Regions from separate parts of the Homo sapiens genome. Here all the other regions are linked to region 1. The links are chromatin loops, found by intact Hi-C in ENCODE. Cell type or tissue: PC-9. All regions are shown on one strand. Region 1 holds the start of LOC105376363 (a long non-coding RNA gene). Region 2 overlaps LOC105376360 (a long non-coding RNA gene). Region 3 overlaps LOC105376360 (a long non-coding RNA gene). Region 4 overlaps LOC105376360 (a long non-coding RNA gene). Region 5 overlaps MANCR (mitotically associated long non coding RNA). Region 6 overlaps LOC105376360 (a long non-coding RNA gene).

What was found. A loop is a pair of places that touch in the nucleus more often than their neighbours do. Peaks named below come from ENCODE experiments on the same cell type or tissue, not always from the same donor. Only the 100,000 strongest peaks of a DNase experiment are listed, where the experiment ranks them.
Region 2: it touches region 1 in a loop (6-fold over the local background); 11 of 110 quality-filtered maps call a loop at or near these places.
Region 3: a loop joins it to region 1, with 2.7 times the contacts of the local background. A loop is called at or near these places in 10 of 110 quality-filtered maps.
Region 4: it touches region 1 in a loop (9-fold over the local background); 11 of 110 quality-filtered maps call a loop at or near these places.
Region 5: it touches region 1 in a loop (4-fold over the local background); 6 of 110 quality-filtered maps call a loop at or near these places.
Region 6: a loop joins it to region 1, with 8 times the contacts of the local background. A loop is called at or near these places in 3 of 110 quality-filtered maps.

The regions. Positions count from the first base shown.
Region 1 is chr10:3,759,778-3,764,777 of GRCh38, reverse strand. LOC105376363 (a long non-coding RNA gene) reads right to left here and starts at 4,476. Exons shown (of 4, transcript XR_001747332.1): 1 at 4,288-4,476; 2 at 1,385-1,760. RefSeq lists enhancers at 983-2,182, 3,598-3,697. In PC-9, no CTCF peak of the experiment used is centred here; DNase peaks (open chromatin) are centred at 757, 1,497, 2,687 and 3,227; H3K4me3 peaks cover 1,936 bases; H3K27ac peaks cover 4,459 bases.
Region 2 is chr10:3,634,091-3,639,090 of GRCh38, reverse strand. All of the region lies in intron 1 of LOC105376360 (a long non-coding RNA gene), which reads right to left. LOC107984193 (a long non-coding RNA gene) reads left to right here. Exons shown (of 3, transcript XR_001747330.2): 3 at 1,132-1,504. Among named protein-coding and RNA genes, the nearest start is that of LINC02669, 130 kb to the right of the region's middle. In PC-9, no CTCF peak of the experiment used is centred here; DNase peaks (open chromatin) are centred at 2,430 and 3,190; H3K4me3 peaks cover 1,581 bases; H3K27ac peaks cover 2,649 bases.
Region 3 is chr10:3,665,530-3,670,529 of GRCh38, reverse strand. All of the region lies in intron 1 of LOC105376360 (a long non-coding RNA gene), which reads right to left. Among named protein-coding and RNA genes, the nearest start is that of KLF6, 120 kb to the left of the region's middle. RefSeq lists an enhancer at 1,686-2,187. In PC-9, no CTCF peak of the experiment used is centred here; DNase peaks (open chromatin) are centred at 1,749 and 2,049; H3K4me3 peaks cover 1,411 bases; H3K27ac peaks cover 2,926 bases.
Region 4 is chr10:3,621,617-3,626,616 of GRCh38, reverse strand. The region is part of intron 1 of LOC105376360 (a long non-coding RNA gene); the gene reads right to left. Among named protein-coding and RNA genes, the nearest start is that of LINC02669, 120 kb to the right of the region's middle. In PC-9, no CTCF peak of the experiment used is centred here; DNase peaks (open chromatin) are centred at 416, 2,046, 2,656 and 3,176; H3K4me3 peaks cover 3,114 bases; H3K27ac peaks cover 4,245 bases.
Region 5 is chr10:4,660,408-4,665,407 of GRCh38, reverse strand. The region is part of intron 1 of MANCR (mitotically associated long non coding RNA); the gene reads left to right. It overlaps LINC00705 (long intergenic non-protein coding RNA 705), which reads right to left. Exons shown (of 3, transcript NR_015425.1): 3 at 2,989-3,709. Among named protein-coding and RNA genes, the nearest start is that of LINC00705, 6.8 kb to the right of the region's middle. RefSeq lists enhancers at 1,937-2,231, 1,957-2,251, 1,522-2,721, 2,105-3,087, 3,088-4,071. In PC-9, no CTCF peak of the experiment used is centred here; a DNase peak (open chromatin) is centred at 2,127; H3K4me3 peaks cover 531 bases; H3K27ac peaks cover 2,411 bases.
Region 6 is chr10:3,687,120-3,692,119 of GRCh38, reverse strand. The region is part of intron 1 of LOC105376360 (a long non-coding RNA gene); the gene reads right to left. Among named protein-coding and RNA genes, the nearest start is that of KLF6, 96 kb to the left of the region's middle. In PC-9, no CTCF peak of the experiment used is centred here; a DNase peak (open chromatin) is centred at 1,929; H3K27ac peaks cover 2,481 bases.

The sequences.
Region 1 (5,000 bases):
CCTGTGTGGTGGCCCATGCCAGCAGCCTCTTCTGTCCTGTTTCTACAAGTGCAGGGACGTTACTGACAAGCCCAGTCTCACACCCTGTATGGGCAAATGCCTAGAACAGGGCTTAAATGAGAAGACAGATGTGCTTCAGAGTCCAACAGATCTCTCAAATGCCAGCTCCAGAAGTTTCTAACCATGAGAACTGATTAACACATGGGAGCTTTAACCTCCCTCTTTCTAAAGTGGGCATGGGGATGTCTACTGCTCAGGTTTACTGAGAGGATGGGTGCAATTCTGTACTTGCCGTTCAAATCCAGGACAGCCCTGAGGCTGCTGCCCCAGATCCCAGGAGCTCAGGGTGCCTCTGTCTGCAGAGGCTGGAGAAAAATTTATCTCTTGGCAGAACTCAGCACTCAGCAAACAGAGTATTCTGCTTCAAATTCCAGTTCAATCCTGAGTTCTAGTATCTTAAAGATAGAGACCTGAGACCGTTCAGATATTGTGTCTAACTCCTGTAGAACTTAGAATCATGAAAAGATCCTACGCAACAGGTTCTGTTCAGTCCCTTGGCCAATTTCAGCATGGTGACTTTTTCTCTGCCTACGTGTCTAAAACACGATTTTTATTTAATCTTACATAATAAGATCACAGTGTCAGCATCAGAGCTGAGAGGAGAACTCAGGATTCTGGCTCCTATTCCTGCTTGCTTCCTACTGAATCATGTTCATCACAGCTTCTGTGACCTCAGAAACCTCAGGCAACTCACGTATGGGGAATGAAGAATGGATTGCAACAGCGTCAGCTCTCGCCTTATCTACCTGAATTTTTGACTTCCCTTGTTACTTCATGTTTATGCCTTTATTTCCCCTCCCATCATCCCTCCCCAAATCAAAGAGCCTTTACCTTGTATTTTATATATGTCCCAAACATAAGCTACCCTGGCTTCTAGAAAAATAGTGGCTGTGTACAAACCATCCTTCTGTGTGGCTGTCAAACCAGCTAGGGAACCCTCTGTTTGGCTACTAGATTTTTGCCTTGATCATAGAACATTTGAGATCTTTGATAAATGAATGGGTGTTATTTGAATTTTCTATATTTAAATTTATTTTTACACCCAGAAGCTGATCTCAAGCAAGACGTTCACATGCTAACTATTGGGTTGGGTGGCAGGCACCATTAAGAGAAGCAGCAATTCTCCTTCAGGTACTGTGGCATGAACAGAAAAAATAGTCATTGGCTAAGTTGTTGTTCTACATTAGGGTTACATGCTCATGACTGCAGAACACAAATGACCAGGATTTTAGTCTCACTGAGAGCAGGCTTTCATCCTGGAGCAGCTTTTGGGGCCCAGGATCTGACCTCTGCAGGGGGACTGAGCAAGGCTGCAGTGACTCACCTCCCTGCACTCGCACCCACAGATGGTCCTGAGTCAGAAGCCTGGCACCTGGGTCGGGCAGCCGGGTAAGAGTGTGCACTTTCATCGTCTATTCATACCCGTCCTGGGAAAATCTTTCCAGCCTGGGAAATGGCAACCTGACACGTTTCACCGGGACTCAACTTCCTGAGCGTATGCACAGAAAACCCCACACCCTTCACCTTTATTGAACAAGGAGGGAGCCCGATAAGAATCGCTGAAGAAACGCGGGGAGTGTCCCGCACAACCGGATGGGTGTGGCAGGCAGCGTGGGCGAGTAGAGTGACCTGGGGCGGAAGAGGTGTCTGAATTTGCGTGGCTCCAGCGGCTCAACCCCTCCGAGTCTTCAGTGCAGTATCTGTGCAAAAGAGAAAAGCTTTGTAGATACTCTCTGAAATCGGCACTGAGCAGATACCCATTTCTTTTCCTTTCGCATTTGCAGAATGTAATATTTCTAGGGGAGCAGAAAGAATTGGTTAGGAAAAGGCTGTTAAGGAAGGAGGTAAGTAGACAGAGACGGGGTTTGCTGGAAATAATGAGGAAAAAGCTCGAGGCCACTTATGCACCTGCTGTCACGATTCAGCTGGGACCTTCTGAATCATACGAACCCAGAAAGGACAGCTGTGCTGTGTGCGTTGTGCGAATGACCATTTGCTAGAATAACGTATCTCCAGAATAATTTGTTTAGGGGCAATTTTATGTGTGTACATGGTATTCACAAATGTTTTATCCCCACAGTTAATTCAATGCAGGGACAGTTAACCCTTTTTTTCCCAGGGAATTTGGGACTGACCTAAGGACTCTCTGGCCTCCACTCCTATTGCCACACAAGTTTCTGCTGAGGCAGGAACCACCATGCCTTCCAGGGACCTCCAGTCAAAATCAATGAAGTCTGCAAACAATTTCAACTGTAGTATTGTAGCCCCAATAAATAAAGAGCACTTATTAAAACATATTGACTCGAAAAATATTTGACATGGTGTGTTTGTAACAGGAGAATGGGAGCTCAGGCCTTTCTTCTCATTGAAGATACCTCCACTCACCTTGTTCTCTATGGGGAGAAAAACAAATGAACAACAAACAGATTTTGAAGCCACTGTCCTTTCTAACAGGCAGGTCAGTGGGAGGATCCTATGCAAACTGCAGGTACAAACCCCACCCCTACTTCCCAGGACGAACCTCAGCGCCCAGTGTCATTCTTCAGGAATTCCAGCTCAATTATTAGCATGAAAGAGAGCACTGAAGGCTGGAAATGGTCAGCTCCTTCTTTTCCAAAGTGCAGAAAACCATACACCTTTGACCTCCTAATGCTTTACAGAATGGGCGTGAATCAAAAGCTTGACATCCAAGGAATTTCAACGTTGTTTGTGTGTGTGGCCCACATTTTCTAACCATGCTGGTTCAGCAAGTCAGGGGTAAGAACCGAAGGATGAAAAGCTTAGCCAGCTGGGCATGGATCTCTCACAGATTACCTCGGCTTCCAATCTTTTGTTCAACCCATTTAGCCTTGAATTTTTAATACATTTGTCAAATTTATTTATTTATTTATTTTTGCCTACCATTTCTTTCAACAGAGTCAATGATGACTTTATCTTGGTGTACTTTTTTTAAAAGCCCCAAAGTGTTTGGCCTAGAAATGACACAAAATGTTAAGGTTTAAGGTGCTTTTTGCTTTCTAAAATATGCCAGAATACCAAGCTAAGTAACTTCAAACTAAGGTGATGTCAGGTGAAGAGCCCCGGAAGTGGGACATTTTATCTTCCTGGTTAGTCCATTACATGCAAAGCAGGGGAATGAGGTGTTTTTACTATTTTATTGCTTTCAGAGTCAATTCTACATCAAGAGACAGAAACCAAGATGACTCAAGAGCTCTTGGAAAAAAAAAAAAAAAAACATTCTCTTAGAGAACTGCATGGTTTTCTTACGGCCTGTGTGGAGGGAAAGCTGTGATGAAGGACCTGTAATTTTTATTTGCAGACTTTCAGTTCTGCTCTCATTTTGTTGAAACCATTGGTTCCGTCTTTCATTTCCTATACCAAGCGCATCATTGAGACCAGCTTCTGGGTATTTATTTGCAGTCCTGATTGGCTGGGGTTCTGATGCACGAGGCCCTGCCATCTTCTCTGTGAGAAGTGTTGGTTCGTTTCTGGATGGAGGACTCAAGCTCATTTTAGGGGCTCTCCTAGAGGTAGGGGTGAGTGCTCCAAGGGTGGAACATGCGTGAAGAATCGGTTTGCTCTCCCTCAGCTCTGTGCATAACCAAAGGTTTGATACCAAATGCAGAAGTTGCCAATGGAAGAAAATGCCACTTCAACTGCATGTGGAACTGTGGTTTTGAACCCAAGTGAAAATCAGAAGATTCTGGGGAACTTGAAAGTTACCCGATGTGTTTGGCTCAGGGATTAAAAATTTGACTTATCTTCATTCTAAATGCAATACAGAGTCTGACTCCTGCACAGGCTAAAGAAAGCAAGAAAGAGAGAGAAAGAGAGAAGAAGGAAGGAAGGAAGTAGAGAGGGAAGGAAGGAGGGAGGGAAGGAAGGAAGGAAGGAAGGAAATGTATGTTTTTCTGCACCTTGAAGAATAAAACGCTGGCCACAATTAGCCTTCACTATTCTCCTTAATGCTAATAATTAAGCACAGATTCCTTAGTTAAGTATGAAACGGTTTTTGGAAAAAAAAGTGCTGGGAACTCAGAGGTGGGAATGATGATCTCAAAAGTTCTCTGGACTCTGTGCATCGCGTTCTCACAGCCTTTCATTAACCGTCTCCCTCTCACCCTCAACAGGTCTGAAAGGTAGAGAACGTGTGCTGTTACTCAGGTGTATCTGAGAATTATCTAGGCATATTTGTAAAAGAAAACAAAAAGCCCCTTTTATGCTTACAGTGATCCATTATCTCCAGTGTCTAATTTGGGAGCGGGACCAGGAGTAAAGTTCATGAAATGTTAGGTGGGTTAGAGACCACTGAGCCATCCTCTGCCTGACATGGGCATCTTGAAACTGCCTTGTGGCCATGTGCTGCATCCATGGTCTTGTCCCTGGAAAAGAAACAAAAAGGGACATGAGAACAGGTGGCAGTGTCAGCCGATGACGCTGGCCCCGGGCACCCAGAGGCCCCCAGAGTAGCTCAGGCTCGGGACCTCCTCTTATCCAGATGGTGGGACCGTGATGCGCAGAAACCGCTCTGCTCCAGAAAGACCTGGGAGCACTGGGAGCCGGGCGGACACAACGCGGTGTTTGCACAGATTCGCCCCTTACTTCTCAGTCACATCGGGGCTAAAAACTCATTTCAAAAAGAACTAACCTGGGGACTATCGCAAGGAGGCATCTTTTCATCCTTGACTCTGCTGTCCTTAAACCACGGACCTCCCACTTTCCCTTTTGGCCCTCAAAGTCACTTGGTCCTGACTCCATCCCTTCGGATTCTGCTAAGGATTTTTTCCTGCAGAGCCTCAAAATCGCACAGAACAGACACCCTTGGACTCACCTCTCAGAGCCTCCTTCTTAAGAGATGGGCTGCGTCCCTGAGCCGCTCTTGTGGAAATCTCCTTTTATCCCATGGTTAGAGGAGACAGAGAAGGTTCTCTGGGCACAAC
Region 2 (5,000 bases), 130 kb after region 1:
CAGGGATTACAGCTCAAGGCAGGTACCCATGGTGGTGGGATGTGGGCACAAGGGGAGGAGGCTGGCCCGGCTGGGGTGTCATCGTGGAGTGGGCCATCAGACTCCAGAGGAACCCTAGGTCCTAGGAGATGTTCCAAAGGGGATGAAGGAGACAAAGGAAGAGAGACGCCCTTGGAATAGGGGGTCACAGAGGGAACATCCCTGTCACAGACTGGCAGAGTCTCCCCACAAGGCCCAAGGTCACATCCTATGACATCCCACTGCAGGGTTGCACCTCTGGACCTGTGGACACCCACAGAAGAACAGGGTCTGTGAACCCCAGGGATGGAAAAGATAGAAAAGGGCGACTCTCCACCCCTGGTTTCCTCCACCCAGGCAGCAGCCAGCTACTCGGCAAACTCCCTCTACTCTCGTAGTCTTGTTGGAGGAAGGACCCACCCCACTCTTGCTGAATGCATCTACTTTGCACTGACAAGAACCATATTTTTATGCACTCACGATATTGATGGAGAGACAAAATAAATGAGTTGAGCTAGGTCCTGATACTTATCTAAGTGTGGATGGTGGGAACTTACAATATTACACACAAGGAGTTGCATTATTGACTGCTCTTCAGGAAAGAAGGAAGTCATAAAATTACTTAAGTATTGAGCCTTTTGTATTCCATTTTTTTCCAGCATATCTCTAAACCCTTTGCAGGTTTTATAGACTTCATAGGGGGGAATTCTAGTTCTTGTTTTCAAAAGAACTTAGTGTTGCTGGGAGGAGTGGCCAAAGGAATTTGGAAAAATAAATAGAGTGGAAAACTCTGCATTCTAAGGCAAACGTTTATGATGAAGCATGAACCGTCGCTCCATCTGGGCATGACATTTTCATGTGACTCTTTTGGTACCAGTATTTTGACCCCAGGGACATTTTGACATAACCTAAAAAGATATCATGAAGCTTTCAGCTATTTTTGTTCTAAGTAATGTGCTCAGTAAACATCCTCCCCTCTCCCCCGGGTTTCAGTCCTTCAGAAAGTTGCCCGCATCCCATCGAAGGAGGATTGCAGGGGGAAGGTCAGAGAAAGAATAAGAAATCTGGGTTGTCTCATTAATGACACGTCTTGTGTTTGCATTTTGTATGCAGGCGAAGGACACGGCGACATTACAGAGAGCTCTCTCGAAACGGCTCCCACGAGAAAACAGCGATGTCCAACTCACCATGGTACAATAGCTCGCCTTAGCCACAACTCCACTTGCTCTTCTGGGACTCAGGAAGGCCTTAAAATGTGCAAAAAGATGATGACAGAGTAAGCACGGAAGTCTACCAGTCACAGGCGCCTAGTACGTTTAGTGCTCACACTCCATTCTGCCTTGTCATTTGAGAGACTTTGGAGGCTGCATTGTAAGAAACGGTTGGCTGTGGAAATACATTCCTGTCCATTCCCCTTACTACTTTTGCGATTAATTCCCTATGTTGCATTTTTCTCATGAATAAAGCAGAAATTATAACTATTGAATCATAGGATTACCATAAAGGTAAAATGCTATAAACTTCTATAAAGGTATTACTTCCTGAGGAATACCTCTTATTCATCTTTGATGTTGGCTTGTATGGATCACATTGGCTGGCATGCTGGAGATTTTCAGCAAGAATCTGTTAATAGAACAATAGGTATTGAATTGGTGAACAGAGCGCCAGACATTGGGAAATAATCCTACCGCTTATCCCTTTCCCTTCTCAGCAACTCACCCCGTCTCGGCAGTCAAGAAACTGAGAACCTCCAATGTTAAATGACTTGTCTAAATTCATGACAGAAATTAAATTTAGACCAAGTTTGCCAAATTTAACCATATTAAACAAATATGCAGGATGCTCATTAAACTGAAACATCAAATACACAAGAAATAATTAATCACTGGGACACACTACTACTAAAATAAAAATTGATGTCTACCTGGAATGACACTCTAACTGGGCATCTGCATTTCATCAGACAGCCCTGGTTTGGACTGGCATCCTCTGACTCAGAGGCCCGGGCTCTTTCCTGCTCATCCTGCTTGTCTGGAGAACAGAAATGATCAGAGGTCGGAATGATGGGAGCAGGCAGGGCAGGAGGAGTGGAGAGAGGGAAAGACGGACGCGAATATGTGTATGTCAGTGTGGTCAGGCGTCCTGTGCCGGGGCTCCCAGCAGTGCGCTGCCGGATTGCGCATTGAAGCCCTCTGGAAATACGCCACACCCCTGCCAGATGGAAAGAGATGTGCCTGGATTGCAAGGAGCACATGACCCACTCGGAAGAATATGCAACTAATTGCTAATTTCATGTCTGGTTGGCAGCTTGCCCACAGTCCTTGCAGGTGTCATGAACACGGATCTCCAAGGAGCCTGCGCCGTCCATCATCTCGGTTTTGCTTTCATTCTAGGGCTGATCTCATCCAAAGTGAGCGATTCTGCTCACTTTGATCCATTATACTCCGTGCGGTTAGTCTGGATTATTTACGAATGAAGTTGCGAGGCTACATTTTCTCCTTCATTGTTCAAATCGTTGCTTTGTGAAAAATACCTGGCAAAAAACTTAAGTGTTGGAGAGTGGCTTCAGAATGTGCCTCCTGAGTCACCCTGATGAAGGTCGAAGGTGAACCACATAAAAACATCTCTTTGGACCAGGCACGGTGTCTCACGCCTGTAATCCCAACACTTTGGGAGGCCGAGGCAGGCGGATCACCTGGAGTTCGAGACCGGCCTGGCCAACATGATGAAACCCTGTCTCTACTAAAAATACGAAAAACTAGCTAGGCGTGGTGGCGGTGGCTTAAGCCTGTAATCGCAGCTACTTGAGAGGCTGAGGCAGGAGAATCGCTTGAACCCAGGAGGCAGAGGTTGCAGTGAGCCGAGATCTGCCATTGCACTCCAGCCTGGGAAACAAGAGTGAAACTCCGTCTCAAAAAAAAAAAAAAAAAAAAAAAATCTCTTTTGTCTTCTCCTGTGACACACTATTTCTATTCAATGTAAACCAACACGATCCTAGTAATATCATGTTATAAACCCTTTTCAGAATCGTCTATGAAATTAATGGAGTTAGACCTGGAACTGGGGATGACTTTGCCCCAAGACACACCTGTGAGTGAAACTGTCAGGCTGCCAGGGGATTCATGGTAAAACAGGGTTGCTCTGAACTGCAGAGTTAACAAACAAGTTAGTGCGTGCGGGAGCCATCGAAACTTCCCTCCTGCCAGGAAGGATAAGCAGAAACTATGAATAGAAAAAAAAAAAAAAAAAAACTTCAAGGTAAATAGGAATGTTTTGGTTTGAAGAAAGGCTGATTGTTTTTACAAAAATCCCCACAGACCTGGCAGCAATTATTAAAGAAGTTATTACTGCGGGTGAGGGAATGAAGATTTCAGATGAATATGCAAAAGACTAAAGTCATGTTTAATGCAAAGAAGTAAGCAAACAGTAGAAATAATTAAAAGCTGTTAAGGCATATGTCTGTTTGGCTGACACATATGCTATTAAAAAAAAGAGACTATATAGCCAGTTGCCTCTAAGAATCTGTCTTTGCTGCAAACCATTTCAATGAGTAATAGTGTACAATCATATTTTACATCCACGAACTGCCTTTCATCAAACACATCAGGGTCTATACTCCGTCTCGCTCTTCCACAGACAGACATGACATTCATCGTGGAAGTAATTCACCTCTGGCCTTATCTGAAGAGGCTGGCTTTGGTTACCTGTTCCAGCCAGCTGTTAATTATCTACAGATGGATTTGGTGACAAAAGAGCCCATTCTCCACCCTGCCAGCCGGACACCTGGCTCACCACCCTTTCCCCTATTCCTGGCCCTGAATGATTGAATGGAGAAACAGTTACCAGCCTGATGGCAAGCTGTCCTTAGTTTTCTCTTTTTCTTTTTTGTACTGTCTCTCTCTCTCTTTTTTTTTTAATTTGGCTAAAGTTGAGGAAAATCATTTGAGGGATGCCAGATTAAGTTTCCACCACCTAAAATATCAACCTGTAAGGGACCAAAATCAGTTAAGATTAGGTTTGATGCAGAAACACCATTTGACCCAGCAATCCCATTACTGGGTATATACTCAAAGGAATATAAATTATTCTACTATAAAGACACATGCACATGTTTATCGCAGCACTATTCACTACAGCAAAGACATGGAATCAACCCAAATACCCCTCAATGATAGACTGGATGAAGAAAATGTGGTACATATACACTATGGAATACTATGCAGCCATAAAAAGGAACAAGGTCATGTTCTTTGCAGGGACATGGATGGAGCTGGAAGCCATTATCCTCAGCAAACTAACACAGGACAGAAAACCAAACACTGCATGTTCTCACTTATAAGTGGGAGCTGAACATTGAGAACACAGGGAGGGGAACAACACACACACTGGGGCCTGTTGGGAGGCTGGGAGGAGACAGAGCATCAGGATTAATAGCTAATGCATGCCAGGTTTAATACCAGGTGATGGGTTGATAGGTGCAGCAAACCACTATGGCACACTTTTACGTACGTAACAAATCTGCACATCCTGCACATGTATCCTGGAGCTTAAAATAAAATAAAATAAAATTTTAAAAAATATTAAGTTTGATGGCAAATAAGAAAAACTCAAACTGGCAGTAGCTTCCATAAGGTGGGGTTTATTACTCTTATGAAGTCTATGAAGTGGAGGTAGTCATCCCAGGATTGTCTTTTTTTTTTTTTTTGTATTTGTGGAGAACGGGGCCTTGCTATATTGCCTAGGCAGGTATTGAACTCCTGGGCTCAAGCTATCCTTCCGCTTCTGCCTCCCTAAGAGCTGGGATTACAGGCATGAGCCACTGAGCCCGGCCCATTCCAGATTGATGTAAGTCTCCCTCTATCTCCAGGCTCTGCCGTGCCCAACTTTGGGGCTTCCCCTCGGTCAAGATGACAGCTTGGCTGTCTGTCCTTGCACCCACGTTCCACCAGCTGGCAGGAAAGTGGGAAGAAAAGGGTGCCCAC
Region 3 (5,000 bases), 94 kb after region 1:
TCCTTACTTCCTTTCTTTATTTACACATTCGACAAATACTGATCATATGCCCACTACGTGTTGTTCCAGGGGCATGGGGGATCCACCGAGAACGAAACAAGTGCAAGCCTCTGCCTGGTGGAGTTTGCGTTCTTGTTTGGGGAAACTGACCAAATACAGAAGTCATGAGGAGCAGCCTGTTAGAAGGTGAATGGTGCTGCGGAGGAAAGGAACAGCAGGAAGAAGGACGGAGAGCGGGAGACAGGAGGTGAGGAGGTGGAGAGGCAAGTTACGCAGATACACAGCAAGAGTGCTCCAGGCAGGAGGGGCCCCTGTGAAGGCTGCAGAGCTTGAAGACACACAAGGAGGTGGCTGGATCCAGAAGAGCAGGAGGAGATGTTGTCAGAGGGACGGAGTGGTGGGTTTGTGGGGCATCTGAAGGCCAGTGGGAGGACTTTGGCTTTTGCCCCCAGAGACATGAGGAGGCCTTTGGGAGCGTGGAATAGCAGAGACACATCTGAATCATACTTTCTCTCTTCACTCTGACTGTCATGCGAAGAAGGGGGGTTGGGGTTGAAGGCTACAGAGGGGTGAGGTGAGGAGGTCACGGTGTGCCGGGTGACCCCTCCCAGGGAGGCGGCAGCAAAGGCGCCAAGACCTAGGACTCTGGGTCCTTGTTGCAGGCATATCTAGAGGGATGATTGTGACGGCAAGAAGGCAAGGCTGGCAGGGAGAACACGTCCAACCTCATATCCCCTCTGTGATGGTGTGAAAAGGTCAGACCAGCGATAGGCTTGGGCGCCATATCAGTGTCTTCCTCTAGTAAATAACGGAGACAGCGGCAAGCAGTTCCATGTGCATGTGGTTCTTAGCACCCACATACCTAACCTGACTTTTCATGTATTTATTTTTGTTGAGACAGAATTTCGCTCTGGTTACCCAGGCTGGAGTGCAATGATGCGATCTCAGCTCACTGCAACCTCTGCCTCCTGGGTTCAAGTGATTCTCCTGCCTCAGCCTCCCGAGTAGCTGGGATTACAGGTGCCCGCCACCACACGCGGCTAGTGTTGTATTTTTAGTAGAGACGGGATTTCACCGTGTTGGCCAGGCTGGTTTGATTCTCACTTTGATTTATTTGAGGAAGCTTGTATTATCATTCCAATTTAGAGATGAAGAAACGGGGAAAAGAGTTTAGTTGAGTTGCCCAAGGGGACATAATTTGGATATGATGTCACAATTTAAACCCAATGTGAGGAGCATCTTGCAGAGTTGCTGTGAATAGCGAAGAAAAATGCAAGCGACTTCAGGGTTTGAAAATATTATATGAGTTTGTACGAAGATGTGCTATTTACAAAACACGCTTGTTTCTCAAGCCTTATTTAGCAATGCTAGGTATGTTTTTTTCTGATAGCAGTAAGAACAGGAAGGAACAGATGAACAAAGAGACCACAGGCACATTTGATGTGTAGTATTTCCATCTTTGGGGATGTTACAGCTATGTGACTATCTATTTAATTCTACATTAACATAACTTTATTTGACTCAGAAAATCAATAGACTATTTTTCCAGGCTGCAGTTTGGCAACAACCTATGGCCTGAGAATCGAATGACTTAAGATCCATCCTGGCTTCCCCGCCGGCTGAAGTGCAGCCTCTGGGCAGGCGACCCGCAGAGTTAGAGCCATCTGAGTCCCGGGCCAGCCTCACCTCCAGAAGGTGATGCCTGCTCTTTGTTTTCAGACCACACAACACACACAGGGGCGGGGCTTTGCAGAGCGCTCTGGCCTCCAACACGTATCACCTATACGCTAAACAGTTACTTTTCCTGTATTGTGTAACTTACCCAGAAACTTGCGTTCAGCAAGCCTCCGGGGATAAAAATACAATCCTACCGTGTAAAAATATCCTTTCTTCTCGGATTTTCTCTACCCCTTCTAGAGTTTCCCCCAGGGCAGATGCAAGGGGGCACTCTCCTGGGCCTCAGCCTGCCTGGTCTCCCTGAACTGAAGCCTGCTCGACAACAGTACGGGATTGCACAACACCCCCGCTCAGCTCCAGCCCCCGATCTGGAAGCTGCTGAAGAGAGAGATACCTCGACTTTTATCTGATTCTCCAACTCTCCGCATTCCAGAAAAGCAACTCAAGATCTAATTTGCTTAGTCATTTAGTTGAAACTGCAGTAAGAGAGGTGGCAGAGAAAGTGAAGCAGTAGCCAAATTAGATAAGGAAAAAAAAAAGTGAAAACATGTTTCGTTTTGTTTTTTTAAGATTCAAATAAAAACCATGATTTATTTATTTATTTATTTATTTTTTATTGCTCAGGATTAATTTCCCTGCTGTTTAAAATGTCCACAAAAGGCTGGGCACGGTGGCTCACGCCCGTAATCCCAGCACTTTGGGAGGCCAAGGTGGGTGGATCACGAGGTCAGGAGATCAAGACCAGTCTGGCCAACACGGTGAAACCTCGTCTCTACTAAAAATACAAAAATTAGCCGGGCATGGTGGTGGGTGCCTGTCATGGCAGGAGAATCACTTGAACCCGGGAAGCAAAGGTTCCAGTGAGCTGAGATGATGCCACCACACTCCAGCCTGGGTGACAGAGCGAGACTCCATCTCAGAAAAGAAAAATGTCCACAATATGCAGTTATGGGACAGAAATGACCCTGTCCACCTCTGTATTCATTCCTTCATTCTCCTTTCACTCGGAGGGCGAGTATAAAGTCCTCGCAGTACATGGTGCCCTGGAATAGAGACTGCATTTCCATGGAGATTTAGGGGAAAATGCCAATTAGTGTCTGAATCTTCTTATCACCGCTCAATGTAATGAAACGAAACAGGCATTCCCCAAGTGCCCATGGTACCTATGCAACGCCAACCCCTAGTTTGGGTAGAGCAGAAAAAATTCTGAGAACAGAAAAACCAAGTGTCTGTCCAAATGGTTTGTTATAAGAGAACAAACTTCACTTTCTGCCTCGACGACTTGTGGGCACGCAGAGAGGAGGCTACCAGGAATCTTCTGCTGTGGATTTTCACCTGAGCTGTAAGTGTGAGCACCTCCCTCCTTAGTGCTCGGACTTGGAACAATCAAACCTTGGGCTCTCCGGCATCACAGAGACAAGAAAAGCTTTTCTCTGTTGGGTAAATTATTAATCGTGGCACTGTATCCCCCTTGACATCAATAAAGTCACGACAATCAATTTGTCATGGTCCAGTGTGTGCTCATGACCGACTTGCCCTGTAATGTAGGTCAAACTTGGATTTGATGCTCTGATAACCAGAGACGTGGGATGAAAGTGGGGTTTCTCCTGGTCTGGCAGAACATGGCTTCCATGTCTGAAGCTTCCAGGAGGCAAAGCACATCGGCAGAGCAGGGAGCTCAGCCCTCGACGCGGGGCAGAAGAGCCACAATGCAGGAACTTACTATCCACAGTCACTACCACGCCGCTGTGGTTGCACCCAGGGAAGGAAGTGGAGAGAAAGGCACGGCTGGCTTGGAACTCCTGCTTCTGGTTCCGTTTTGCTGCATCAATAGGTGAAAAATAACTTTTTTTTTCCTCTAAGGAGAGAGTATCAGAATAGAAATAGTGTATCCTCCAAATATATTTCAGAAACAGGGAAAAAAGGAAAAATGCTTAATCAATTTCTCTTAAAAAAGAAAAAGAAAAAGAAAAAGAAGCAGCAGCCAGCAGGCAAGTGCGGTTAAGAGTGACTGAGCTGGCTTTTCCCCTCTGCCAGGCTGCCTACCTGTGTGGGTTGGAGCCAGCCCTGCAGTGCAAAGCTGGGTGGGCAGAGCCTACCTACTCCTTTTCAGCAGCAAGCCTTGTGAATGGCCCGGCCGGGGCAAATAAGCCAGGTGACTGTGGTGAAGCTTCCTGGGCATCCACCTGCCCCCATCTGCCGTGTTCCCTGCACTTTGAGGCTTCCAGGTGTACAGCTATTTGAAGCCACTCAGACACCAGGGTTTGCCTCCATCTGCCGTCCTGGGGAGACACTGGCTGCTCCTGACATGGGTGCTGGGTCTGCCTGGAACAGCCAGAGGCGTGGCCTCACCAGCATCCTCTGAGCTGGGTGAGCTGCAGGCAGGGACTCTTCTGCAGCCAGTCCCGAAAAGAGCAGGACACGCCTGTGGGAATGGCGCGGGTCTTCCACACCGAGTCTCTGTGCATTGTCCGAGACCACCTCCACGGGGGGAACGGCTCGGGAGTCAGGCATTGTCCGAGACCTCCTCCACGGGGGGAACGGCTCGGGAGTCAGCCAGACTGGGTTCAAGTCCGGGTCACCACTTAGCAACTGTGTGTTTTGGGCAGTTTATTTAATCCTGTGTGTCTCAGTGTCCTCATCCGTGAGACAGGCACCTTGATGTGCGCAAAGGTTAGTTGAGATAATATGAGAACTCCCAGGCTGAGGGTATTTCAGTGACCATGGCTGAATAATCAGCATCCAGGGGCCCAGAACTACAGGTCACAAACATGCACCGTATTCTGCTCACGGGTTCTGTAGCCAGGAGCTCCCGCACGCACAGAGCGACCACTTCTCTCTGGTCCTCAGGGTCTGGTGGCCCCAGGGCCAGGGCTGGAGTCTTCCGCAGGAAACTGCCCACCTCACTCATGGCTGCAGGATGCTGCTATTGTCTGGGACCTCAGCTCGGCTGCATCATGTCCCCCAAAATCCAAATCCATGTGCAGACGTCCTGTCCCCCAGTGCCTGAGAATGGGACTGTTTGGAGACGGGGGGCTTTAAAGAGGTGATTAAGGTGAGGTGAGGTCACTAGGGTGGACTCTAGTCCCATCTGGCTGGTGTCTTTGGAAGGAGAGATTAGGGCACAGACACAGGCAGAGGGGTGACCCTGTGAGGCCATGGCAAGAAGGCGGCCGTCTGAAGCTGCAGAGAGAGGCTTCCGGAGGAAGCAACTCTGAGGACACCTTTATCTTGGACTCCCAGACTCCAGAATTATGAGAATACAGGTTCCTATCTTTGAAGCCTCCCGGCCTGTGATGTGTTGCCGTGGCAGCCTGGCCGAC
Region 4 (5,000 bases), 140 kb after region 1:
GTCTGTCAGGATGTCCTGAATGGTAGCCCCTCAGGTTCTCCCTGCTTTGCTGTAGGCAAATGTGTGACACTAAGTTACACTGAAACGTCAGAGAGACAATTAATAACTTTTGACACGTGTCCCATGCTATATTTGGAACATACATGAACTAAAAATTACCTATTGCTTATCTGAAACTGAAATTTTAACTGGTGTTCAGTTTTCTTAATTGTGAAATCTGAGGTTTCTACTTTGGGAGCCCTATAGTTTCAAACAGATTTTAATTGTGTGTGTGTATATATTGATACATTTAACACATAGTATGTCTCATTGTTTTGAGTTGGAAGGTGAGTCAGAAGCCAGCTAGATGGACATTGCTAGAAGAGGAATTCTCCTCTGTTTTGACAAAAGTTTTTTACTGGCTAGGGATTCCTAGAGGACTGGTCATACCTCTTTGCACTCTCGCCTTATACAAAAAGCACAGAATAAACACTGGCCAGATGGAAATGAACTAAGTGATGCCCTTTATACTAACGCGCATATCCATTTCACAATGCCATGGACCAATGTTCTCATCTCAGTTGTGACTTAACTCTCTCTCCCCAACGAGCGAGGGGCTGAATGATCACCTTAGTCTTCACCGGAAGAATTCTCCTGGGATGACTTCAAGGAGTGTAAGTCTATTTTATTTTCTAAATGTCCCAAGACTTGCAATTGTTGAGTATTGAATATTTTCTTAGTAAATGATCTTGTCGTGAACGGGCTAGCCTTCTTTTTTTGTTCTATCAAGAAGCAGGTCTATGCTGTCAGGCCCCCTTGCCATGATCCAATAGAGGCAGAAGTGTGGTTGCAAGCTAATAATCTATGCATGGTTCTACCCATTGTAGGATGATGGCTTGGGCAGCCCGGGCTATTTTATTGTTCTAAAGAAATAATAGGCTGAGGACACTTTACTGCCAAGAGAACAGAATGATCATCAGTAGCTTAACTGAGCTGAACATAAACGACCTTATTTAAATCTCTTAAAATCTGGAGAGGAAACAAATCTCTCCCTTGTTGAATGTTAAATGAAAACAAATTGTTAGATAACTTCTCTATGTTCATTTACCTTCCTTCTCCCATGCTGCCAAAATCAAAGAAAGAAAAAAAAAGTCTTATAATTTAAAAAAGGTCTCGATGAGTAAAATATTTAGCGTGATGGAAAACTCAAAGTAAGTTTTCTTAAAAATAAAATAAGACATTTTTGTTCTAAGAAGATTTGGAAGGTCCTGAAATACCCAGTAATTAAAATTACTCAGAGAGAATTACATAATCTAACAGATGCAATTTTTATATCTGTGCTTCATTAATCTAGTGTTCCTTGAGCACACACTACCACATTACCGTTTGCTGAGGACACATTTCAAGCTGTCAAAGATTAATTAGGTAAATCATCACTAGTATTTTAGGATAATAATTTGTTTTCTTTACACTCTTCTTAGGTAGCTAAATGATAATCTCCATTGGTCTTTTTCACAACACTCTGGGCTAAGTTTTTTTTTTATTTTTTAATGTAAGCCTAGTGCTCTGGAATAATTACCAGGACTTCTCAAGATGCCTGCTTTTCCTACAGCTGACTTGCAACAATTTATAGAAACTTACAAATAAGCTACATACCAGGGAAAGCTCTGTGCCCAACACACCAAAGCATCAAATAAGCTTAGTACCAGTGAGACTCTGAGCCCAATATACCAAAAAGTACCGAGTCTGGCTTCAAAAAGTGTAACATCTCAAATCAGTGCCTGGAGTATTGAAAGACATTGTTTTTTAATTTTGTGATTTTAAAAAACTTTTCCCCTGAATGCTAGGGAATTGATCTGAGAATCATCATCTCAATGCATTTCCTGAGGAATTCTTTGGGAGCAGGAATTTGTCAGACTTTAATGCAAATGGGCAGTGCCTGCAAGTTCTTGCCCCTTATTTATTATTCGCTTTAGTATAATGTCGATGTTCAGAGTGTGCTTTGGTAGGAATTTGGTGGCATTTCCTCCATGCCTCAGTGTGTTAGTCAAAGCCCCACGGCTTTTCAAACCACGTCAGATCCTCCACTTGCACGTCGTCTTGTGCAAAACCTGTTTCCCTCTTACTCAGTGGTTCAGCCTGTTCCCATTCTACAGCTCTTACAGCGAGTTCCAAAAACTAGTTTCTCAACGCAGATAGAATGGAAAAGAGCAGCAACAATAAAGATTTATCATTAAGGACTGTGATGGAAGTTTACTTCATCTCCACTTAAACAAACAAAATAGTAAACCAATTGATTTGGTAAATCAAGCCATTGATTCTTATCATCAAATAAATCTTTATTGTCTTAATTACCTAATATCACTTGTATCATTGTGAATTTGCAATTTTAGCTCTGCTGTATAGAACATGATACTGCTGCCAAAACGCTTTACACAGTAATTCAGTGAAAGAGCGTTCACAAAGCATGTTTTCAAAGTATTCTTTATGGATTCTTCTAAGAGTGAAATTCATGTTTATGGAATTATATGGTCTCTCATAAACTTTTCCCTCCTTCCTCTATTTATAGTGGACAAATTTTGCCAAGCCTGGGTCAAGAACTATGTCAAATATTCGAACGATGTTGCAGTGTTGAATTCCTCAACACAGACCAGCTCCTCGGCTTTGGTTTCGTAACGGTTGTGTCCTCATGAATTGAAGGTTTATGCTTCTATTTTGAACCAATCTGTTAGACTCATTAGCATTCTCGTTCACTTGCCCTACATAGCTGGAGCTGTTTCCCTCTTTAGGTGTGAGAGCAACAGCTGTGGAAAATATTCAAATTATACTGGTGACCTTGTTAACAAGGAACTTGCGAGCACATTTGCCTCCACTGGAACTGTAATTTATAAAAATATAATTTAGCCACAGAGCTAGTAAAATGGGTTAACAATTATTTTTATTGTGTAGGCCATTTCGTTGTTTCTTTCCATATTTGTTATTGAAATTACAGTAATAAGAACAAAGCATTTTACCATTCTCATTACATGCCACACAACCCGAGCAGTGATTTAAAGAAAAAAAAAATTGAGTGCAGGATGTGATGTTAGCAGGGAGCACCTCTGCGATGCTGACATCCTCCTGGCACTCTTTCTGACTCATTATCCAGTTCCCTGATTTATCTAGAAACCTTGCACCAAGTTAAAAATATTTTGGTTTAGATATAACTGATATTGTCTCCTTCTGGCTCAGAAACTTCCCACCAGTCCTTTTTTGCCTTTTGAAAAGCAGATGAACCCTGTGTGGCTTTGGAGGTTTCCTGCAATGTAGTTCCACCAGCTGGTGCAGCCATTGCCTCTGTACAAGAGCTCCTGGGCTCTGACAAACAGAGTGACTGCTGCTCCCCCTAGCACCAGCCTTTCCGGGCCATCTGGCCTCAGATACTGGCATTGCTCATCCTTGGGGATCTCTTCTCCTTCTAATGACCATCCCACTTGAAGGATCATCTGAAGGCCAACTCCTGCATTAAGAGTTTCCCCATGCCCTCCCACATAACTCCATCTGTGCCCCACTGAAGGCACATTCATTATGCACCTCATTTCATCTGAACTCTCTGGTAGTCCCTTTTTATACTTCTCTTGTGATTCAGGTTTCATAACTCTTGAGGGCAAAGACTCTTTTACTCATCTGTCCCTTTACTCTGTAAGCTAGGTCCACAATAAATGTTCATTAACTTAAATTCTAAAACTTCATTTTGTTGGATAAAGAATAACCACAGAATGGAGACAAAAAATCTCACTTGCAGAATATGGTATTTTCTCTGTTCACCAGAAGTGTATTGCTCCAAATGCACTGAGAGTGTTGGAGGTTAGGACTGACAACATTTTTCCAAAAGCACAGCACAGATGGGCTCAAAAAGCAAAATAGGAGACCAGCAATCTATTCACAGAGCACTTTCACCTTGGACTTCTTAGAACTCTTGACTGCCACCCACTGCTTTCCGTTGTTAAATTACCCTTTTCAGCTACAGTCATTCATTGCTTAATGTTGGGGACATGTTCTGGGAAATGTGCTATTAGGTGATTTTGTCATTGTGTGAACATCATAGAGTGTCCTTACACACATGTAGATGGCATAGCCTACTATACGCCTAGGCTGTATGATGTAGCCTGTGCCCCTAGGCTGCAAACCTGGATGGCATATGACTGTGCTGAATACTGTAGGCAATTGGAACACAATGGTATTGGTGTATCTAAACATACTAAACACGTAAAAGATACAGTAAAAATATGGTATTAGAATCTTATGGGACTACCATAGAATATGCGGTCCTTCATTGATGAATGGTCATTATGCAGCATATCAATTAGTCCATACCCTCTCTGTAAGGTAGGCATTTTGTCTTGTTGCCTCTACGTATCCCCTTCCCCTAGCAGAGTGTCTTGTCTATAGCAAGCCCCAGTAAATACTGTTGTTTTGCAATCCACATTGAGGAGGCCGAGCACAGCGCTTGGGTTTGCACCTGCCTGTATTTGCTTCTGCTTTGAGATTCACGTTTGGCCCGTCCCCTCCGTTCACCAGCCTGACCCTGCACTGGCTGCTCTTCCCAACGTGATGGATGCCCTGCCCTGACCAGGGGGTCCTCTTGCTTCATCCCTTTCATGGGCTGCATGCCATGAACCCAATGAGCTTCCTCACTAAAGCCTACTCTGATGCTGCTCTTGTCAGCTCCCCAAATGTAGCCTGGTCCCTGGCAGTACCAGTTGTCCCTACTTGACTACCTGGTGCAAAAGGAGCTACAGGAACTTATTGCTAAGTGATCAGACGATGCTACTACTTGTTGCTTTGAGGACTCAGCTTGAAAAACTACTTTTGTCTGAATTTCCTTTTTTTTTCCCCTAAATCTTTCTAGTGGTCTCAAAAGGTGTGAGTGTGAGGAATATTAATATACTTTTATGTATATGTTTTAAATTGCACAGATATTCGTGGGAAATAACTTTTTTTCAATAGGTTTTTGGGAAACAGGTGGTGTTTGGTTACAT
Region 5 (5,000 bases), 900 kb before region 1:
CAAAGTTCATAGCAGCATTTTTTTTTTTTTTTGGTCAGAATGTGGAAACCAAAAACAAATATAGCCAAAATGTGGAAACAACCAAATGTCCATTTAAGAGAGAGTGAATGGGTAAATAAAGTGTTGCATAGCCCTACAATGAAATATTATCCAGCCACACAATAAGTGAAGTTCTGGTACATGGTAACATGTGGCTGAATCTTAAAAACATTATCGAAGATAAGGAAGCTAGAAATCTTAATATAAAAAATATAAAATGTCCAGAAATAGTATATCCATAGAGACAAAAACTAGATTAGTGTTTGCCAGGGCTGAGGGAAGAGGAGAAGTTACTGCTAGTATGGAATTTCTTTTTGTTGTGTGAATACATTTGGGAATTATATAGTAGTGATGAATGTGCAACTTTGTGAATACATGAAAACCACTGAAGTGTACACTTTAAAATGGTTCATTTCATAGTATGTTTTTATCTGTATTAAAAAACAGGCCAGGCATGGTGGCTCATACCTATAATCTCAGCACTTTGGGAGGCCAAGGTGGGTGGATCACTTGAGGTCAGGAATTTGGGACCAGCCTGGCCAACATGGGGAAACCCCATCATATCTAAAAATTAAAAAAAAAAATTAGCTGGGCGTGATGGCACACACCTGCAATCCCAGCTACCTGGGAGGCTGAGGCAGGAGAATTAGCTGGGCCTGGTGGCGGGCGCCTGTAATCCTAGCTACTAGGTAGGCTGAGGCAGGAGATTAGCTTGAACCTGGGAGACAGAGGTTGCAATGAGCCGAGATGGCAGCACTGCACTCCAGCCTGGGCAACAGAGCGATTCTCTGTTTCAATAAACAAACAAACAAAAAACAGTATGTGACAAAAATATAGCCGTGGAATGAGGAAACAAACTTTTATCATTTATAGCTAGAAATGGACATGTCTAGATATAGAAATTATTTTTCAGATGAGCAATGCAAGCATTCACTTCTTATATTTCAAAGACCCTCAGCTTTGCCACAAAATCCACAAGGGCATATATTATACAATTGTTTAACAGATGTTGATTTAGTGAAGTCAATGAGTCTTTAATGTCCATTTATTTATGTAGTAATGGTTGAGTTCCACCTAATGACTCTAGATTTAGTTATAACAGGATTTCACATATTTGGGCAATTCTTTATATATTTTTCACATTACTTTATATCATCCTTTCAATAACATTTCAGTTAGACTTGGGCATTTTTGTTCCCATTTTATGTATGGAGAACCTAAAGAAATGAGAACTTCAGGGTTTTATTCAAGATTGTGTAATAAATGATGGAGGCCCTACCAGTCCCAAACCCTCATTCTTAAATTACCTCCAAATACATCAAAGGGAGAACCCACACAAAGACAAATATCCACGTTAAACATTTCATGAGAACGCTTTTTCCTGCTAGCTTAAAAAAATCAAGCTGATATGTAGTTTCATGGTAGTGAATGAAACGCTCCTTAGACTTTATTTTTAAAGCCATTCTTCTTTGAATGGTTTGAAGAACCTGCAGTAACGCTCAGCTCTGCCTTGTGAAACAGAATGTTCATATCATCTTGTTACTCTTTAAAAAGACATTTTGGCTCTGAATAGTTCACAGATTAAAATAGGTTAACACGCAGGACGTTAATCTCTGTTTATAGAAAATACCGAGACAGATGGAGAAGTAATTATGAATAAAAATAGATCTGTTTCTCAAACAGATTCCTGTACAGAGGCATTTAAACATCAAAGAAACTGAAGGCAGGGGCAGGGTGAAACCTAGCCCGTTGCTTTGACACACCGTCCTGGAGTGACAAATAGGATATTGACAGGGGAATCTGTTTAAGCCTGGAGCCATAGCTAAGCTGGACTTCCAGTAGCTTCTATTATAAGTAGCTTTTTCTGTGCCACCTAGATTTATTTGGCTGTGCCACTGTAATTTTGGACTGGAACTGAATGAACACAGTGTTGGTCTGAATACTGCTGATCCTCTGCCTATAATAGGATCAACTGACATTACCCAGGTTGCTGAGGCATGTGAAGTGCCTCTGTAACCAAACTCCACCCTTGAGTCAGAGCCTGGTAATCCCTGGAGACTAACAGACATCCACGTGTTCTGCATGATTCATGCAACTGCTATCTGCAGACAGTTGCTGGGTGAAACGCCCTGTTAAGTGTTTACTCATTATGGCTACTTTGCCCAACTACCCTTGAGTTATTTTGACTTGGACTAGAAAGGAAAAAACGAGAGCCAACAAAATGGAACAAAGAATTTGCCCTTTCTCCTGAACATTAGGATCTTTGGTGATTTATGTGTAGCTTCCCTAGGATAATATGAGACTCATGTTTACAGGGAACATGGAAATCCAGGAAACAGAGACAGAAGTCACCAAAGTGAAGAAGCAGAAATAAAAGCCAGGCTAGTCGGGATAGTGTACAGATATGCAGTTAATATAATTACAGCAAAAACAGGCATACTTGTGCCAATCTTTAAAAAAGCGTTTTAAATCTGGGGTCCCCAATCCCCAGGCTACAGACTAGTACTGGTCCGTGGTCTGTAAGGAATGCACAGCAGGAGGTGAGTGGTGGGCAATTGGGCACAACCGCCTGAGCTCTGCCTCCTGTCAGATCAGCTGCGGCATTAGAGTCCCACAGTAGTGCAAACCCTACTGTGAACTGCGCATGCCAGGGATCTAGATGGTGCTGTTTATGAGGATCTAATGCCTGAGAAGAACAGTTTCATCCCCAAACCATCCCCCACCTACCACATCCGTGGACAAAATGGGTCCCTGCTACTGTTAATATTGGGGACTGCTCTTTTGAACGATGGTAAATGATTTTACTCAGTTTTGTTTTCTGAAAAGACTGCTTCAAATTAACTTTTTGAAGTTTTCCATCAAGTGTGTGTGACAAGTAAAGGAAATACTGCTACAAAAATATGATAATGGACTTGCCATTATTTAGCATGTTATTATTGCCCAACAACATTTTTTTCCTGGATGATAAGTATTTATTAGATATGACGGTTACAGAAAAATATAAGCATGAACAGTATGCATCTATTTGAATGCATAAGTGTGTTCACAGGTGGTTTCAGAGAGAGAAATTGAGAATGAGTTGAGGGGAAGAAGATTAAAAAGGAAGGGGGACTCAGAGATCTGCAGTGACCCAAATATCAACAAGGCTTGGGAACATTTTGGATCCTGACAAGGGGCTGCTCTCCAAACCACGTGTGTGCTCAGCGTTGTACACAGTTCAGTTTACTTCATGTGTTGGAATTCAATGGTGCCAAAGTACATTGGCAAACAAAGTGGACAGAAGAGATAATCTGCTTGTCAGCTAGAGACAGACAAGAGGCATGGAGAGGGGTGGCTGAAAATAGGGCCGTTGGCATGCGCTCAGGGACTGGAGTGGAGGAAAGTGCTTGGGGGCACTGCAAATAGCACTGATGGGGAAATCTAGGAGGTTGGGTCACACTGAGCCTGTGAGCCACGGATCAGGAGAAAACAAGACATGTGATAGGCAAACCCATGGGCTTCTGATGCAGGCGCTGTGCTGTGTTCCTCATGGGGCTCCTGGCAGATGGCTTGGGAGAGGGGCTTGTGTGCCTGTAAAGCCGTCTCCGGGGACCTGAGCTGCGAGGTGTGCGAAGTAGCCTCTCGCTCCTCATAGGCAGTTCTTTCACATATCTGCCAGAGGACGGCTCTTCTGCAAGAAAGAAAAGGAAACACAAACGGAGTGGAGGAGTCCTGTCGAGCAGCCAGCCCTGATGCTTTTAGTTCTCTCCCTCTTTACAGAGTTCACATCCACGCATGGCCACAGAGTAGGAGAGGTCACTGCTACGGTGATCAATTCATATCAAAACTACAATTATTTGCATAGCCACTGCCAAATATAAAGTGACCTTATATACATATTCTTATCTGGCATACACCTTTGGTAAATTCGCTAAAAAGGAGATGTTGCAGCACTGTGTTCTTGGCTATTTTGTTCACAAAAACACTTGGATCTCTTAAGGTAATATGAGCAAAATCTGGTTGTTTTCCAGCATGTAAAGTAGTTTAGTTGCTATAATATGACTTTTGTCCATCGAGTCACTTATTCACCTCTGCCACTGAATACTAACGTTTGGCCCTGAGACTCTCTGGCAGCAGGCACAGAGCCTAACCCACAGTGGGCTCTTGCTGTCTATATTTTTTTGAGACGGAGTCTCACTCTGTCTCCTGGGCTGGAGTGCAGTGGTGTGATCTCTGCTCACTGTAACCTCTGCCTTCCAGGTTCAAGTGATTCTCCTGCCTCAGCCTCCCAAGTAGCTGGGATTACAGGTGTGCCCCACCACATACAGCTAATTTTTGTATTTTTAGTAGAGAAGAGGTTTCTGCATGTTGGCCAGGGTGGTCTCTAACTCCTGACCTCAGGTGATCTGCCTGCCTCAGTCTCCCAAAGTGCTGAGGTTACTGGCGGAAGCCACCGCGCCTGCCCCCTTGGTGTCTATTCATGGGTCCAGTACAGTGATGCAATTGGAGGGAGTGGGGGGGAAGGAAGGTGACTTCTGTCTCTGTTTCCTAGATTTCCATGTTCCCTGTAAACATGAGTCTCATATTATCCTAGGAAAGCTACACATAAATCACCAAACATGCTAATGTTCAGGAGAAAGGGCAAATTCTTTGTTCCATTTTGTTGGCTCTCATTTTTTCTTTTCTAGTCCAAGTCGAAATAACTCAAGAGTAGTCAGGCAAAGTAGCCATAATGAGTAAAGATGGGGAGAGACAGAGAGGGTAAGGAAGGGAGAAGAGCAAGAGATAGCATGGAGAGGGAAGGGGCAGAAGAGAAAAGAATGAAGAGGAGGATGAGACTCAGAGAGAGGGAGAGAGGGAGATAGAGATGTGCAGAGAAAGGAAATCTTTCAAGAAATCTACAAAGTGTCAGGCACACCTTCTTGATTGATTTTGGGATGCCTATAAACAGCTATATAGTAGACATTAGGGGTGTGCTGGGT
Region 6 (5,000 bases), 73 kb after region 1:
AGTAATGTATTGCTGATGAACTCTGAAAATTCTGCATTTTCATCTTTGTCAACCAGAATGGTGAGATTATCAAGTTGACCTCAGTATTTTGTTGCCACTTCTTTCTACTCTGGGAAAACAACACACGATATCTGTCTCCCTGGAGGGCAAGGGCAGCCTCCCCCATGGTCCTAAGAGCATAAGCCCTGGTCTCTGTGGCTGTCAGCACCAAGTCCAGAGTGGAGGCATGTGTGGCCTGCAAGAGATGCATCATAACTCCAGCATGAGGAGTTTTGAGCTCCAACACAGACTTGCCACAATCTGCTCCACGGCGATTCATGCCTCTCTTGCAGTTCATGCCTCCTCGAGGTTCATCCTGTCCTCGTGGAGCTGTTCAGAGTTGAACTGAAGCAACACACCAAGCACCTGTAGCTTTGGACTGCAGGGAGCTGTCCACAGAGGCCATTTTCTTCTTCTCCTTCCAGGACACACACATGCTAGGATTTCTGTGGTGTGTTCATGTCAATCGTAAGATGAGCCATCTCACTAACAAGCATTCATCGAGTGCCTTCTATGACTGCCAGGCACAGCATGGTCCGCTAGAGTTACTACATTTGCTGGGTTCCAAGTTCGTGGTCTGGTAGTGGGAGAGATCATTAGGCAAAAAGACGATGGTGTCAACAGGCAAGAAAGTTGATGCCCAGCATTTTATTCATTAGCACCCTGCCTTCTCCTCTGCCTAAGAGCGATTTCCTTTCTCTAGAATTCATTTAAATCAGGCACACAAACCAAGCCTGACTTTCTTTGCAAATTACACGGCCTGCTCATCTTTGTCTTGCCTCATGGATTACACATGTGATATTTGCTACACCTTGGTGTACAGGGAGGTTTTTAAATACATGAAACAAGTGCATTTTCCATGTGTAAAGTGCCATTGCTCATAGCACGACAAAGTTGCATAAATGAGTGAATGAAGGCATTGCTGACCAACATTTTGGATCCTCTTTAAATGATGGTAAAAACAAGTTCAAAATTATTATTCTCACCCATTACTTTATCTAATAGAAACTAAATTTTTGGTGTCAATTTTCTGAACAAGAGTATTACTTTGTTTCACATCTTTATCAATATAGCCATTTATTTTCTAATCATTTTGAAATTATGCATTTTCTGTATATGAATTTTATCTTTAAGAGCTTAATATATTTCTAAAGCAAGGGAAATTCTATGATTTGCTTTACATGAATGAGGGAAGCTTTGTGTAGAGGAAGCAAAGTCTCACTGAGGTTCCCAGACTGGCTCCATGATCTGTAAAGCTCTTTAATCCAAGACTGGCTCCATGATCTGTAAAAAGCTCCTTCAGTCCTGGCTTCTTTACAGGTAGAATGGAAGAACAAAGCCCCACCTGCCCAAAGACCTCACATATTTCTCTGAGAATAAAAAAAAAAAAAAAAGATGAGAATGCTTGGAAAAGTAGAGAACTGCCCAGCTATCAATTATTACTATTTGCCAATAAAATTCATGTGGAGAGGACATTCATCAATTGCATGCCATAGATACAGATTTCGGTTTTCTATACATGAACGTGACCCTGCAATTGTGTATTATTACTTCTGCTATAGAACTGTGTTGCATGTATTCTAGAGGTAGAATTATTTCTGAGATAAATAACAGAACAAATATATTCCAAAGGCAATGGTAATAAGGACACAATATTTTTAGAACAACTGAGCAACTCTTCTCACTTTTAAAAATGAGCAAACTCTTTACTAGAGTTCTGTTTATCCAGTGACACACGTCAAGAGGAGCTACTTGCCTTGCCCTCAGGGACCTCAACAGAGATGGATTCTATTCCTGCTTCTGGCTAATAGGAAGATGTCAACAAAATTGAATTCCAATTGGCTTTCCTCATGTTAGCTACAAAAAAAATGCATTCAACACAGACCATAACACTTGGGCAACCATTCATTCAACAAATATTGACGGTCAAGTATATTCCAGCTTGAATTTGGGAACTAGGCATTCAAAAATAACATTCACACAGCCTTTGCCCTCCAGGAAGTCTCTGTCTAAAGTTGAAAAGATGATGAATAAGATGTAAATGAGTCATAAAGGTGCAGTGCATCAGATATTCCGAGCAAGTATGGAGAGAGCAGTGGGTGGGCACAGCAAAGACAGTGTGGTTTGTGCTCCCTGAATCTTGATAAAATCTGTCAAGGAAGGGAGACACCACGCCTGGAAAAGAAGGGAGAGGAGGATGTGCGGACTGGGGGAGCAGCGTGCGGGATGTTTGGAGAATGATCCACGTTCAGAAATGGGGCTGGGGCTGGAGAGGACCTGGCGGGAGCTTGCCTTGTGGACGGGGCAGCCTTGTGGATGATGGGCAAGGGTTGCTAGGCAGGCTGATGGAGCTGGAATGTGGGCCTACCATTCATTCTACCGTGTTGTGAAAATGGGGCCACGAACAGATGGATTCACCCCGTGAGAGCTCACGTTAGGAAACTAACTTCCTCTGGAGTCTGCCGAATAGGCCGAGCCCTAGGATCTGTTGTGATAGACCACACCACAAAAGAGGGGTAAAGAGAGGTCAGATAGGCAGGGGGTGAGCACACCTGGACTCCGGACTGGACTGATATGACGACCCAAAACCTGGCTCAACCCTCCACAAGACCATAAACAAGTTATTAGAATGCTCTATGCCTCCGTTTTCTCACCTGTAAGTGGGGATAACAATAGATATTGTCATAATTCAATTAGTAATTTATTAATTAACTATCAATTTCATAAATTAATTTGTAATTTGCTTAGCAGTATGTAAGTTAGTAAATTAAAAAAAAAAAAACCCACTAATCAGTGTCTGAAACACCAGGTGCTTTTTATATACTGAATTGTGTCACTTCCAAAATTTATATGTGAGAAGCCCTAAACCCCAATGTAACTGGAGTTAGGTAATTTAGGGAGGTAATTAAGGTTAATTGAGCCGTAAGGTGGGGCCATAATCTGATAGAACAAGTACTCTTATAAGAAGAGAAAGAGACATCGGAGATCTCTCTGTCTCTCTCTCTCTCCTTGCACACAGGCAAATGGCCTTTTGAATTCACAGGGAGAAGGTGGCTGTCTGCAACCCAAAGGAAGAGGCCCTACCAGATACTAACTCTGACAGCATCTTGAGCATGGACTTCTAGCTTCCAGACTGTGACACACTAAGTTTCTATTGTTTGAGCCACCCAGGTTGAGCCATTTTGTTTTGGCAACCCTAGCATTCTAGGACAGCACCATATAAGTTGTATCTACTATTATTACTAAGACAGTCAGAACAGAAATAGAGAAGACAGGCTGAGTTTGAAGAACAACTCCGCCATCCCAAAATTCAGGATTTTTATGTCGAAGATCGGTGTTGTTGGAAACTGGTCCTACAACTGTTTGATCATTTATCAGTTATGTGACCTCAGGAAAGTCAATGGAGCCCCAGTCTCAGTACATTCATTAATAAAGTGGGGCCAACACAGGAGGCGGCCTTCAATGATCCTTCAGCTCCTTCTCACATCAGACAGCATATCTTCTACATCTACTTACATACTGTTTACAAAACACATCTATTAAATCTTTATTTTTCTAAAAAGTTATTGGTATTTGTTGTATCTGTTACAAATCTTAGCCACTAGCCTACCATGTAGTAAGCCAGAACAATTGAATAAATGTTTTGCTGCCATAATTCTTATTTTTATGGAAATAATTCTGAATGTCTTATCACCCACTGAAATAATAAGATTCATCACATTTTCATAATTAAGATATTTTGAGGTTATTGCAGGGAGCTGATAGCCAATAAATTCACCCAATTCTTGAGACTTTTATCCAAACTCTATAGAAGTCTATTCATTCAAAATTTTATTTCTTAAAAATTCAACTCTCTGGTGGACATTATTTTATGTAGTTGCTATCACTTCTGTGGACTTCTCAACAAGCATCGCCTATGACTTTAGAATGCAACAGTTTGTGTAACAGGTATGTGAACTTTCTTGAGTGGCTTTAAGCCATGGGGAAATTGGGTTGGATGTAAATTACTCCCAGATATAACTAATAAATCAATGGCAGCATTTCAGAAAACTGTTCAAAATTCAATCTTTTCTCACTTGGCCTTTAACCTCTTCCTCCCCCATCTTCACCCCTGCGGAGTGAGTTTGAGTTTTCTTGGTAAGCCATCCTTGTAGATGATATTGTTAGCATGAAGCATCACAGTGGAATTCTCAGCTCAAATTATTGAGTCAGGCTGGTCAATTTCAAAATACTTTAGAGCTGTTTAGCCCTTAATGCTGCCCTGAGAAGGCATCTCTTCCTTGGCAACACTCCCTGTCACCAGGTCTTACCTGAATCACTCTAGTGATGTTACTACACATGACTGGGGGCTCCACAGCACGTCTTCTCCCTCTTCTAGATAACACCGCTTAAAATAGCTGAGGACAACATGTGTACTCTGATCATCTCTTTTTCTTTTTTTAGAAGAAGTATCCCTCTGCTGTCAGGCTAGAGTGCAATGGTGCAATCTCAGCTCACTGCAACCTCTACCTCCCAGGTTCAAACGATTCTTCTGCCTCAGCCTCCCGAGTAGCTGGGACTACAGCTGTGTGCCACCATGCCCGGCTAATTTTTGTAGTTTTAGTAGAGTTGGGAGTTTCACTGTGTTGGCCAGGATGGTCTTGATCTCTTGACCTCGTGATCCACCTGCTTTGGCCTCCCAAAGTACTGGGATTATAGGCGTAAGCCACCATGCTTGGCCGATCCTTTCTTTCCTAAACCAAAGATGCCCAGTTTTTTCACCTATTTGTCTAATGAGTTGATTTATAGATTCTTTTAGCCATCCTAGCATTTAAAAAGTATACTTTAAAATATACTAGGATTTCTTTTGAAATGCAGTCTGTTTATTAAGAATATCCAACACAAATGATAAAAAATCCAGCTTAAATTGATAGAAGCACATAAAAGCAAAACAAACAAAAAAACCTGGGTAGGAGATAGAT